2 separate regions of the Homo sapiens genome follow, and region 2 is linked to region 1. Evidence: chromatin contacts called from ENCODE Hi-C or POLR2A ChIA-PET data. All regions are on one chromosome and are shown on one strand. The core of a region is the stretch at or near the end of the contact, and the rest is flanking DNA. Distances in the headings are between cores, read along the strand shown. Region 1 holds the start of LINC00649 (long intergenic non-protein coding RNA 649). Region 2 holds the start of LINC00310 (long intergenic non-protein coding RNA 310).

The links. A loop is a pair of places that touch in the nucleus more often than their neighbours do. ChIA-PET counts read pairs that join two places held with the same protein, here RNA polymerase II (POLR2A).
Region 2: POLR2A ChIA-PET joins it to region 1 with 16 read pairs in activated CD4-positive, alpha-beta T cell. The contact joins the promoter of LINC00310 here to the promoter of LINC00649 in region 1. A Hi-C loop is called at or near these places in 1 of 168 maps with a recorded cell type or tissue (Right ventricle myocardium superior). POLR2A ChIA-PET finds 5 or more read pairs at or near these places in 5 of 52 experiments (Caco-2, OCI-LY7, T-cell and 2 more).

Annotation. Positions count from the first base shown.
Region 1 is chr21:33,925,655-33,933,067 of GRCh38, forward strand. LINC00649 (long intergenic non-protein coding RNA 649) reads left to right here and starts at 5,468. Exons shown (of 3, transcript NR_038883.2): 1 at 5,468-6,088. RefSeq lists an enhancer at 5,121-5,762.
Region 2 is chr21:34,174,974-34,181,926 of GRCh38, forward strand. LINC00310 (long intergenic non-protein coding RNA 310) reads left to right here and starts at 5,704. Exons shown (of 2, transcript NR_027266.1): 1 at 5,704-5,820. RefSeq lists an enhancer at 4,224-5,101.

The DNA.
Region 1 (7,413 bases), core at 4,218-6,717:
GTGCAGCTTAGTTACATATGTATACATGTGCCATGCTGGTACACTGCACCCACTAACTCGTCATCTAGCATTAGGTATATCTCCCAATGCTATCCCTCCCCCCCTCCCCCCACCCCACAGCAGTCCCCAGTGTGATATTCCCCTTCCTGTGTCCATGTGTTCTCATTGTTCAATTCCCACCTATGAGTGAGAATATGCAGTGTTTGGTTTTTTGTTCTTGCGATAGTTTACTGAGAATGATGTTTTCCAATTTCATCCATGTCCCTACAAAGGACATGAACTCATCATTTTTTATGGCTGCATAGTATTCCATGGTGTATATGTGCCACGTTTTCTTAATCCAGTCTATCATTGTTGGACATTTGGGTTGGTTCCAAGTCTTTGCTATTGTGAATAATGCCGCAATAAACATACGTGTGCATGTGTCTTTATAGCAGCATGATTTATAGTCCTTTGGGTATATACCCAGTAATGGGATGGCTGGGTCAAATGGTATTTCCAGTTCTAGATCCCTGAGGAATCTCCACACTGACTTCCACAATGGTTGAACTAGTTTACAGTCCCACCAACAGTGTAAAAGTGTTCCTATTTCTCCACATCCTCTCCAGCACCTGTTGTTTCCTGACTTTTTAATGATTGCCATTCTAACTGGTGTGAGATGGTATGTCATTGTGGTTTTGATTTGCATTTCTCTGATGGCCAGTGATGATGAGCATTTTTTCATGTGTCTTTTGGCTGCATAAATGTCTTCTTTTGAGAAGTGTCTGTTCATGTCCTTCGCCCACTTTTTGATGGGGTTGTTTGTTTTTTCTTGTACATTTGTTTGAGTTCATTGTAGATTCTGGATATTAGCCCTTTGTCAGATGAGTAGGTTGCGAAAATTTTCTCCAATTTTGCAGGTTGCCTGTTCACTCTGATGGTAGTTTCTTTTGCTGTGCAGAAGCTCTTTAGTTTAATTAGATCCCATTTGTCAATTTTGGCTTTTGTTGCCATTGCTTTTGGTGTTTTACACATGAAGTCCTTGCCCATGCCTATGTCCTGAATGGTAATGCCTAGGTTTTCTTCTAGGGTTTTTATGGTTTTAGGTCTAACGTTTAAGTCTTTAATCCATCTTGAATTGAGTTTTGTATAAGGTGTAAGGAAGGGATCCAGTTTCAGCTTTCTACATATGGCTAGCCAGTTTTCCCAGCACCATTTATTAAATAGGGAATCCTTTCCCCATTGCTTGTTTTTCTCAGGTTGGTCAAAGATCAGATAGTTGTAGATATGCGGCGTTATTTCTGAGGGCTCTGTTCTGTTCCATTGATCTATATCTCTGTTTTGGTACCAGTACCATGCTGTTTTGGTTACTGTAGCCTTGTAGTATAGTTTGAAGTCAGGTAGTGTGATGCCTCCAGCTTTGTCCTTTTGGCTTAGGATTGACTTGGCGATGCGGGCTCTTTTTTGGTTCCATATGAACTTTAAAGTAGTTTTTTCCAATTCTGTGAAGAAAGGCATTGGTAGCTTGATGGGGATGGCATTGAATCTGTAAATTACCTTGGGCAGTATGGCCATTTTCACGATATTGATTCTTCCTACCCATGAGCATGGAATGTTCTTCCATTTGTTTGTATCCTCTTTTATTTCCTTGAGCAGTGGTTTGTAGTTCTCCTTGAAGAGGTCCTTCACATCCCTTGTAAGTTGGATTCCTAGGTATTTTATTCTCTTTGAAGCAATTGTGAATGGGAGTTCACTCACGATTTGGCTCTCTGTTTGTCTGTTGTTGGTGTATAAGAATGCTTGTGATTTTTGTACATTGATTTTGTATCCTGAGACTTTGCTGAAGTTGCTTATCAGCTTAAGGAGATTTTGGGCTGAGACAATGGGGTTTTCTAGATATACAATTATGTCGTCTGCAAACAGGGACAATTTGACTTCCTCTTTTCCTAATTGAATACCCTTTATTTCCTTCTCCTGCCTAATTGCCCTGGCCAGAACTTCCAACACTATGTTGAATAGGAGTGGTGAGAGAGGCCATCCCTGTCTTGTGCCAGTTTTCAAAGGGAATGCTTCCAGTTTTTGCCCATTCAGTATGATATTGGCTGTGGGTTTGTCATAGATAGCTCTTATTATTTTGAAATACATCCCATCAATACCTAATTTATTGAGAGTTTTTAGCATGAAGGGTTGTTGAATTTTGTCAAAGGCTTTTTCTGCATCTATTGAGATAATCATGTGGTTTTTGTCTTTGGCTCTGTTTATATGCTGGATTAGATTTATTGATTTGCGTATATTGAAGCAGCCTTGCATCCCAGGGATGAAGCCCACTTGATCATGGTGGATAAGCTTTTTGATGTGCTGCTGGATTCCGTTTGCCAGTATTTTATTGAGGATTTTTGCATCAATGTTCATCAAGGATATTGGTCTAAAATTCTTTTTTTGTTGTGTCTCTGCCTGGCTTTGGTATCAGAATGATGCTGGCCTCATAAAATGAGTTAGGGAGGATTCCCTCTTTTTCTATTGATTGGAATAGTTTCAGAAGGAATGGTACCAGTTCCTCCTTGTACCTCTGGTAGAATTCAGCTGTGAATCCATCTGGTCCTGGACTCTTTTTGGTTGGTAAGCTATTGATTATTGCCACAATTTCAGAGCCTGTTATTGGTCTATTCAGAGATTCAACTTCTTCCTGGTTTAGTCTTGGGAGAGTGTATGTGTCGAGGAATTTATCCATTTCCTCTAGATTTTCTAGTTTATTTGCATAGAGGTGTTTGTAGTATTCTCTGATGGTAGTTTGTATTTCTGTGGGATCGGTGGTGATATCCCCTTTATCATTTTTTATTGCGTCTATTAGATTCTTCTCTCTTTTTTTCTTTATTAGTCTTGCTAGTGGTCTATCAATTTTGTTGATCCTTTCAAAAAACCAGCTCCTGGATTCATTAATTTTTTGAAGGTCAGTTCTGCTCTGATCTTAGTTATTTCTTGCCTTCTGCTAGCTTTTGAATGTGTTTGCTCTTGCTTTTCTAGTTCTTTTAATTGTGATGTTAGAGTGTCAATTTTGGATCTTTCCTGCTTTCTCTTGTGGGCATTTAGTGCTATAAATTTCCCTCTACACACTGCTTTGAATGCGTCCCAGAGATTCTGGTATGTTGTGCCTTTGTTCTCATTGGTTTCAAAGAACATCTTTATTTCTGCCTTCATTTTGTTATGTACCCAGTAGTCATTCAGGAGCAGGTTGTTCAGTTTCCATGCAGTTGAGCGGTTTTGAGTGAGATTCTTAATCCTGAGTTCTAGTTTGATTGCACTGTGGTCTGAGAGATAGTTTGTTATAATTTCTCTTCTTTTACATTTGCTGAGGAGAGCTTTACTTCCAAGTATGTGGTCAATTTTGGAATAGGTGTGGTGTGGTGCTGAAAAAAATGTATATTCTGTTGATTTGGGGTGGAGAGTTCTGTAGATGTCTATTAGGTCTGCTCGGTGCAGAGCTGAGTTCAATTCCTGGGTATCCTTGTTGACTTTCTGTCTCGTTGATCTGTCTAATGTTGACAATGGGGTGTTAAAATCTCCCATTATTAATGTGTGGGAGTCTAAGTCTCTTTGTAGGTCACTCAGGACTTGCTTTATGAATCTGGGTGCTCCTGTATTGGGTGCATATATATGTAGGATAGTTAGCTCTTCTTGTTGAATTGATCCCTTTACCATTATGTAATGGCCTTCTTTGTCTCTTTTGATCTTTGTTGGTTTAAAGTCTGTTTTATCAGAGACTAGGATTGCAACCCCTGCCTTTTTTTGTTTTCCATTTGCTTGGTAGATCTTCCTCCATCCTTTTATTTTGAGCCTATGTGTGTCTCTGTATGTGAGATGGGTTTCCTGAATATAGCACACTGATGGGTCTTGACTCTTTATCCAATTTGCCAGTCTGTGTCTTTTAATTGGAGCATTTAGTCCATTTACATTTAAAGTTAATATTGTTATGTGTGAATTTGATCCTGTCATTATGATGTTAGCTGATTATTTTGCTTGTTAGTTGATGCAGTTTCTTCCTAGTCGCGATGGTCTTTACATTTTGGCATGATTTTGCAGCGGCTGGTACCGGTTGTTCCTTTCCATGTTTAGCGCTTCCTTCAGGAGCTCTTTTAGGGCAGGCCTGGTGGTGACAAAATCGCTCAGCATTTGCTTGTCTGTAAAGTATTTTATTTCTCCTTCGCTTATGAAGCTTAGTTTGGCTGGATATGAAATTCTGGGTTGAAAATTCTTTTCTTTAAGAATGTTGAATATCGGCCCCCACTCTCTTCTGGCTTGTAGGGTTTCTGCCAAGAGATCCGCTGTTAGTCTGATGGGCTTCCCTTTGAGGGTAACCCGACCTTTCTCTCTGGCTGCCCTTAACATTTTTTCCTTCATTTCAACTTTGGTGAATCTGACAATTATGTGTCTTGGAGTTGCTCTTCTCGAGGAGTATCTTTGTGGCGTTCTCTGTATTTCCTGAATCTGAACGTTGGCCTGCCTTGCTAGATTGGGGAAGTTCTCCTGGATAATATCCTGCAGAGTATTTTCCAACTTGGTTCCATTCTCCCCATCACTTTCAGGTACACCAATCAGACGTAGATTTGGTCTTTTCACATAGTCCCAAATTTCTTGGAGGCTTTGCTCATTTCTTTTTATTCTTTTTTCTCTAAACTTCCCTTCTCGCTTCATTTCATTCATTTCATCTTCCATCACTGATACCCTTTCTTCCAGTTGATCCCATCGGCTCCTGAGGCTTCTGCATTCTTCACGTAGTTCTCGAGCCTTGGTTTTCAGCTCCATCAGCTCCTTTAAGCACTTCTCTGCATTGGTTATTCTAGTTATATATTCTTCTAAATTTTTTTCAAAGTTTTCAACTTCTTTACCTTTGGTTTGAATGTCCTCCCGTAGCTCAGAGTAATTTGATCGTCTGAAGCCTTCTTCTCTCAGCTCGTCAAAGTCATTCTCCATCCAGCTTTGTTCCGTTGCTGGTGAGGAACTGCGTTCCTTTGGAGGAGGAGAGGCGCTCTGCATTTTAGAGCTTCCAGTTTTTCTGTTCTGTTTTTTCCCCATCTTTGTGGTTTTATCTACTTTTGGTCTTTGATGATGGTGATGTACAGATGGGATTTTGGTGTGGATGTCCTTTCTGTTTATTAGTTTTCCTTCTAACAGACAGGACCCTCAGCTGCAGGTCTGTTGGAATACCCTGCCGTGTGAGGTGTCAGTGTGCCCCTGCTGGGGGGTGCCTCCCAGTTAGGCTGCTCGGGGGTCAGGGGTCAGGGACCCACTTGAGGAGGCAGTCTGCCCGTTCTCAGATCTGCAGCTGCGTGCTGGGAGAACCACTGCTCTCTTCAAAGCTGTCAGACAGGGACATTTAAGTCTGCAGAGGTTACTGCTGTCTTTTTGTTTGTCTGTGCCCTGCCCCCAGAGGTGGAGCCTACAGAGGCAGGCAGGCCTCCTTGAGCTGTGGTGGGCTCCACCCAGTTCCAGCTTCCCGGCTGCTTTGTTTACCTAATCAAGCCTGGGCAATGGCGGGCTCCCCTCCCCCAGCCTCGCTGCTGCCTTGCAGTTTGATCTCAGACTGCTGTGCTAGCAATCAGCGAGACTCCGTGGGCGTAGGACCCTCCGAGCCAGGTGTGGGATATAGTCTCGTGGTGCGCCGTTTTTTAAGCCCGTCGGAAAAGCGCAGTATTCGGGTGGGAGTGACCCGATTTTCCAGGTGCGTCCGTCACCCCTTTCTTTGACTCGGAAAGGGAACTCCCTGACCCCTTGCGCTTCCCAAGTGAGGCAATGCCTCGCCCTGCTTCGGCTCGCGCACGGTGCGCGCACCCACTGACCTGCGCCCACTGTCTGGCACTCCCTAGAGAGATGAACCCGGTACCTCAGATGGAAATGCAGAAATCACCGTCTTCTGCGTCGCTCACGCTGGGAGCTGTAGACCAGAGCTGTTCCTATTCGGCCATCTTGGCTCCTTATTCTCATTACCTTCTTGAGTTGTGGCTCAGACACTACAACAGAGCTCTGTCACCTCTTTCTAAAAGCTGGGAAATGGTTATTGTCAACGCCAGCCCCATTTTGGAGGCACCTGGTTGCAGGGGACCACAGCTAGGTGAGTCACAACTGGGTGTCTTCATCAGGGGGTTTACAAGGGAAGACAGACTAGTGATTTTAGAACAATCAGCAATCAGGGCACATTGGCAAGCAAGCACAGAGCAAGATTTATTTTATAAAAAAGAGCGTTTATGTTTGGTTCAAACAAAAATGTGAGAACGGCCGAGGCTTTGTAGGAGTTCACCACGAAAAAGGAAATTACATGGTAAAAAAAAAAAAAAGAAAAAAAAGAAAGATAAATTCTACATTTTTTTCTTTATATAATTATTTAGCTGGAGCAAAAGTGAAAGTAAAAGTTGGGGCAAGGAAACACATTCAGATGTGGGGAAGTGCTCCCAGAACGTGGGACAGCGAGTGGCGGAGTCCGATTTTGAAATGCTCCAGAGAGAATATGATCTTCCTGGACCCCACAGTGGGATGCACCACCCCAAAAACCATTGGCAAAGTTTGGTGACAGAGGAATCATTTTGTTTCTTTTTATGCATAAAGAACACACAGAAAGGAACACTTGCTTTGAGGATCCTGGTAAATCAGGCTGGTGTTCTGTTGGGGCAGTGCAGTTTGGTACAAGGAAGTGGTCACTGCTGACCCCACGGAGAGGCTGGGAAAAGCGTAGATGAGGTGACTGGAGAATAAAGGAGGCTTTTTCTAGCTCAAGGTTTAAAGGCAGCCACAGTGTCTGTAGCAGATGAATTAGTGTGACCTTGGAGATGGCCCCTTGACCCGAAAGTGGTAAAGAATGCCATACTTTTCATTTTGCAGGACACCTCCTTGGGGGAGGCTGGGCTGGTAGCATATTTCTACGGGCTTATGGTTCTGTGGATAGAATTGTAGGGCTGGATAAAAGCACTGGCTATTTTGAGTTTTTAAGCAATCAGGGGGCTATTAGTGGGGTGGTCTTTGGGAACCAAGGCCAAATCTGCAGGACAGCAGAGTAATTCAGATCATCTATATTGTATGGCTTGAAATGGGATAGAAAGCCATCTTTATTCATTCATTCATTGCAGGCATGAACTCTTTAAACAAATATGAGTGGCCTATTTGAGATCATGATAGAAATTGTAGGGAATAGAGAAGCAACCAAGACTGACCCTATAAGGAGCTGTCACCAACTCCCTTTGAATCAATTTTAACTTTTTTCTTTTTTTTGGGACAAGGCTTTCACCCAGGATGGAGTGCAGTGATGCAATCTCGGCTCACTGCAACCTCTGCCACCTGGGCTCAAGCCATCCTCCCACCTGAGCCTCTCAAGTAGCTGGGACCACAGGCGCACATCATCACACTCGGCTACTTTTTGTATTTTTTGTAGAGATGAGGTTTCAT
Region 2 (6,953 bases), core at 4,454-6,953, 250 kb after region 1:
AGCTTGAAGGTACATGAAGGAAAAACTCACAGAACTGAGATAAGAAATACACAAATTCATAATTATAGTTGGAAACTTCAACATTCCTCTCTCAGTGATCAATGGAACTTAGTAAACAGAAAGTCAGCAAGTGTATAGTATAGAAAATGGAACTAAATGATAAACAATTGTTTCTAACTGACATAGAATACTCCACTCAGTAACAGCAGAATACACATTTTTCTCAATTTCACATGGAACTTTCACCAAGATAGACCATATCTGGGGATATAAAACAAATTTGTCACACATTTAAAGAATCAAAATCATACAAAGTATGAAAAACAGAATGATAAGAAAATTTACAAACCCTTAGAAATTAAACAACACACTTGTACATAATCTGTAGGTCAAAGAGGAAGTCTCAGGGAAGTTAGAAAATATTTTGAACTGAATGAATATAAAAATATATCAAAATTTGTGGGATGCAGTTAAAGCAGTGGTTAGATGGAAATTTCATCATTACGATGAATTTGTATTAGAAAAGAGAAGAGTATCAAACCAGTAATCTAAGCTGCTTCCACAAGAAATTAGAAAAAGAAGAGCAAAATAAACTCAAAATAAGCAAAGGAAGGAAGTAATAAAAATAAGTACATAAATTTAAAAAATGAAAACAATTTCAAAAACAATACAGAAAAATAATGAGGAGTTCAATAAACCTCTGGTGAGACTGGCAGAGGGAAAGATAGAACATGAATTACTGATATCAGGAATGAAAAAAGGGTTATCACTACACACCCTGCTCATAAATTTGACCATTTAGATAAAACGGATGAATTCTGCAAAAGACACAAATTACCAAAATTCACCCAAGATGACATGTAGATAACTTGAATAGCACTATTAGTATTTTAAAAATTGAGCTTGTATTTTAAAACCTTCTATAAAAGGATTCTTCAGGCCAAGATTCTAGCACACACCATATAGCATATGCTACCAAATATTTAAACAAGAAATATGATAAATTCTACCAAATATTTTCTAGACATAAAATGAACTGTACACAATCTCTTCCAGAAAATAGAAGAGGAGGGAGCACTTCTCAACTCATTTTATAAGGCCAACATTACCCTGGTACTGGAACCAGACAGATGGTACAAAAAGTACAAAACACTATCCCTCATGAACATATATGCAAAAATTCTCAACAAAATATTAGCAAATATCCATTAATACATAAGTATACAAAGAGATAGTCAATAATATTGACTATTAGGGAAATGCCAGCTAAAACTCTGATGAGATATAACCTATGGAGTGAGACACACCTATTGAATGGCAAAAATAAAAAATACTGACAATACTAAGTGCTCACAATCATGCAAAGCAACTGGATCTCTCATACACTGCCAATGGGAATGCAAAATTGCACAGCTACTCTAGGATCGTCCTGCTTCAGCCTTCTGAGTAGCTAGGACTACAGGTGGGCACCACCATGCTTGGCTAATTTTTAGTATTTTTTGGAGAGACAGGGTCCAGGTTGCCTGGGCTGGTCTTGAACTCCTGGCCTCAAGCTGTCCTCCTGCCTCAGTCTTCCAAAGTGCTGGGATTACAGGTGTGAGCTATTGTGGCTGGCCCTACTTTGCAGTTTCTTATAAAGCTACACACACAATTGACATATGACTCAGCAATCCCAAGTGAACTGAAAACTTGTATTCATGCAAAGACCTATGCATGAATGTTTATAGCAGCTGTATTCATTATCACTAATAAGAGAAAACAACCCAATGTCTTTCAGTGGGTCAATGGGTAAATAAACTGTGGTGCGTTTCTACAATGGAATACTACTCAATTTAGCAATAAAAAGGAATGAACTATTGACACACCCAACAACTTGGATGAATCTCAAAGACATTATGCTGAGTAAAAGGAGCCAATCTCAAAAGTTCTACATACTGAATGATATACTTTACTCTCAAAAAGGTGAAACACGTGACAGAGAAGAAATCAATGATTTCTAGGAGTGAGAGTTTAGTGAAGACAATGCTGTAATTTCTTCCCATCTAAATTCCTTAGACCTCTGCGTTCTAATTATGAACCACTTGGAGGGAGGGTCTATGTGTCCCAAGTAAAAAGCCTGCTCTATGCTATATGCCTTGTAGGAATTGTATCTTTTTTGTTCATTCTTCTATGTCCCATGCCTAGCAGAGTAAACTGGCATAGATTGGGCACTCAGTTATTCGGTGAACAAAATAAATGAATGAACAAACTATGAAATGGTTTCAACATCCAACAATGCATTGAGAGCCTCTAAAAACTTTAAGAAAAATGGACACATTTTGTTTAACCGAACACGTGATCATTGTTGATAATTGTGGGCTGCACTCTCTCTAATGACTCTCCTAACTGTACGCTTCTGTTTGGGCTACTGACCAGGTTTTGTCTTGTGTGAGTCTACCTGCACCATTTCTGAGCATTTCTCCTGCTTCTGTCCTGTAGAAGCAAAACAATTAGATACACGAATCCCTTCTCCAGAATTATGCAGCTACTGTCAACCAAAAATGGTGGATAACTGCCAATGACGTACATGTTGGAATTAGTGTTTGAGATTTATCAGACACTAACATATGACAGGACTTGGGCGGTGCTGAGATAATAATGAGGCCTTGCAAATGGGCATCACTCAGCATTGCAGGGAGTCCAGGGTGAGGGGCAGGACTGGACTAGCTCAACAGAGTACTTGGCATGAGGGGGCAACATGGGAAATGTATAGGGACTCGAAAACTATAGTTGGTATTAGAGCCAGAGGCCCTTTGTCTCATCCCTCACCAGGAGTAGGGGCCCTTAGAGTACTGTCACCAGAAGGTTCTGGGAAAGTTGTAGAGACCGAATGAGTTGCTACACTACTGACCCTGCCATGTGCCAGCAATCTCCTTGATGGTCTCTGGGCAGTCTGTTTCACAGACCTGAAAAAAAGATTGAGAAAGCCTATGATATCTTATTTCATCAAGTCCGGTCTACAATGGCTTGATAGTAAGACCAGCCATTATTTTATATACCAATAGGAGAGGAAAAACACTGCCAACACACTGTGACAGATGCCTTTAATGACAGTCCTGAATGACATATGAATCAATGACATCAGATTCCTTTTAAGTTAATCTTCATCTCTTCTAGAGATTTGGCAATGAAACAAGTAACTCGGCAATAGAAAGTAACACAGCTTGTCCGACTGGTGGGTATCTTCCTTTGCGAGGTTTCTGGTGCACTTGATTGTTTCTTTGCAAGAAAATATGGACTCCTGATCATTCTTTCTGTGATAAATGTCGTTCACTAATACCACCTTTGCATCCTACTGCTTGGTTTCTGTACCTTTCTGACTACAAAATAGCTTGTTATTTCAGTGCTGAATCGTAGTGAAATTTCTTTGGGGAGATTCCTACACAGTAGTTAAACTCTGAGGTTAAGCTAACAAATGCACAGATCTCAATCAAAGTGATAACAATGTGAACAGCTACAGCTGGGTGGATGCACATGGCCGATGGCTTTTGAAAGATACTCCTGATTAAGATGTATCTGGATCTCAGCAATGTTAGCCTGTGAAAAACTGTGCCTCTTAAAATCTGTGGAATACAGTAATTCTGTCCAATTCAGTAATTTGGGAGGGAGAGTTCTTCTGCACTTATGACATGTTTCGTGAACATCCTTTGTCTGCTGGGGAATGTTCTAGGGCTTCAGTGGGAAACAGGCTGACTCCCCTGCCCACATGGAGCTCACACTGAGTAAGGAGAACAGACAATAAGGGAATAAACAGAACAATGTTCATGTTATTTTAAGTGCAAGGAAGGAAATAAACAGGAGGCTGAGATGGAGCCTCACAGTGGGACGGGTACAGGATGTACATGAGCATTTGTGATGAGCCTTCTGATTTCCAACTAAGTCAACACTTGGATTTTTGTCTCTAAGAGTCACTGGCAGCCTGCAGGGCGATCACCTGTCCCTAGGTTTGCCCAGAACTGAGGGGTTTCACGGGATATGAGCCTTGAACTCCTATAATGGGCAGACCCAAGCATACTAGTACAGTTCGTCCCCCTATGGAGATTCTAACTCAAGTTTCCTTGTAGTTTAATATTTTTATTACTATTTCCATGTCTAATGAAGTTTGATACTTAACCATCCACTGTGGCTTTTATTATCTTTCACTCCCATCTCTCTTATTTTCATAAAAAGAGATTAATTCTATAGTACAACTAAAGTCTTATAATTCTTAAATGCAGTCACTCAACACCACCAGTTAAACACCTACTTAAAGTCCTTCGGGGCCTCAATGATAGGTCAGGGTATCTCTCAGGGGTAAGAAATGTCTATCGACAGCTAGAAGATCAGGTAGTGGCACAACCAAGCGTCCACCAAAGCCTCCAGCTGGGAGAAGGTGGGTGGTTGCTAAGCAGGGATGAGGGCAGGGCGAGCTGCTTTGTTTTTCTAATTTTATTTTGTTTTGGATGAACAATTCCAACCAAAGGCTTTGAAGAAGAGCAATTTTCTTTGCCTTTGAAATGAGTTAAAGGCAAAACAACTCCATCCTTTCATGTTAGGAATCATTTTGGTAAAGTAGTGCGGCTTTCTGTTTTTTTTTTTAACTAAAAGACAAGCTGAACTCTGGATTGCAAATGCTTTCATGGCTATTAGAAGTATAGTTTGTTTGTTTTTTCTCTTTAAAACAATGAAATGCAAATTCTTGGCTTTCTCTTCAAGCAAGGAGCGGCGAGGGGAAGCCACTCTGGAGGCTGGATGCAGATGTGTTGTTGTCAGTGACACTACAATACTTACTAGTTTTTGCAAAGTCCCAGTGAACTTCATGTTCGTTCCCTGCCTTTTTAGTCTCAAGGTTGATGTGTAACAATGCCTGTGCCCACTGTAATATTCCAAAACTACCATGTCCTTTCCATTCTTTCCCCCGACCCCATTGTGTTTCATTTTCTTTTTCTTTTTTTAAAATTTAATTTAACTGAATTTTAAGTACAGGGCTTGCAGATTTGTTACATAGGTAAATGTGTGTCATGGTGGTTTATTGCACCTATCAACCCATCACCTAAGTATTAAGCCCCACATGCATTAGCTATTTATCCTAATGCTCTCCCTCCCCCCACCCCGCTGTGTTTCATTTTCCTCTCATATCTCGTGACCACATAATTCCTTCTTTAATGACAAATTGTATTGAATGAGGTGGCCAGTCTTAGAAGTGCTGTAATCTGAAAGAAAAAAATGAAACTTTCCACTTCATCACTCTGGTATATTATTATTTTTAAAAAGATGCAAGTTGTCATATGAAAATGGAGGCATTAATTCCTTAACCTATTCCAAAACTTTAGCTCATATTTGCCAAGAAAACAGAATGCGAATGGGAAGCCGTGTTTCTGCTTGAGGCAGTAGGAAGCAGGAGACCAAAAAGTCGTCTTAATGTTAAGCAAAACTTTGAATCAGCATTTAAATTAGATATGCTTTAACGGCTAATGTTATTTGAAAGCTGAATAGCCAATGTCAAAAATAGATTTCCCTTTCTTTCCAAAGTGCAGACGGGGTCCAGAAAGGGGCAAAAATAACCACATGCCTTTCTTGGACTCCTGACTCTTACCACCCAAAGGGTTTTCTTGTGTAGCAACCAACAATTCCTTGGATGGAAACACTGGATAGGCTAGTCATTATTTTGAGATTGAAGGGACTGCAGATTCTTGGCAGACCTCTGTTGTTTTTCTAGAGTTGTAGGCAAGTAGTTGGACAAAAAGCAAGAAGCTGATCGATGTTGCTGGCTTTGGATTCTTTGTGAACAAATGAGACAAGGTGAGTAGCTGCCCTGCTCAACTCCCTCTTCGTTTTGGTGTGGGGCGGGGGTGGGGGTGGGGAGGGAAAGGTTCTGATGACTGCAATCCTGGTGTCGGATCTTGGTCTGTTGGAAAACAACGGGCTCGCCGGCCCCTGTAGGAAGACCTAGGCAATGTCTGCATGCTGCCTGTGCAGCCCATGGAGGGGTTAGAAATAGTAGGATTGCTTGTAGAGAGAGAACAATCACTCAATTGTCAGATTTTTTTTTTTCACTTTTCATCCACACGCTGGGTGGCTTTGTAGCACAGTCGGAGATACTGTGTTGAGGAGCCTTTGCTCATGGCAATGTTTCCTCTGTTCACTTTCTGCTGCTTCTGCATTGGAAAATTCCGTCCTTTAACACTGGGATTATATGTCACCGTTGCTGAAATCATAGACAGAGTCCACTTAATTTGGTGCGAGCATGAGAAATAGCCAGAGAATGGGAGAAGCATAGCATTCCCTTGTATAAAGAGAGGATTGAATAAGGTCAGTGAACCAGAGACAGCAGGTCACAAACCCTCAGAGGGTCATGAAAATGTTCCCTGGTTTCCTGCCTTTGGGAGCAAAACGGATGCCTGTTTAAATTTTTTAAAAAATTATTGAAGATTAGCCATGATACTTGTTTGAGCTGGGTGAGATATTTGAGGGCTCATTATACTAGTTTCTGTACTTTTGCACATTTTTGAAAATTTCAAATGATAAAACATTTTTTACGAAATATTTAAATACCTCCCTGCTTCATCTCAGAACGATTCCAGAGCCCCTGAGTGGGTCCCATGTACGCATGCGTGGCAGTAGGGGCTGCTCAACTGAGCATGCTCGTGATTTGGCCTCAGTCAATTTCACTGTGTGCTGAGCCCCCAACGATGCTAACCCCTGTGCGGTTTCAAATGGCCTTTATTCTTAGCCATATGTTCTTTGGCCCATATCCTAAATGGATCATTTGTTAAAGGCTAGAAACATTAGCAACACAGATGTTGAAATTCATGTTAATAATTCAGTAAATTGCCTCATGATAATCTTCACTTTATCTGAAGATGGCCTTTGTCTCGTCAAAGTCTGCCCCTGGACCTCAGAAACCCAGTGTTACAGAAAGAAAAGACAGGGAC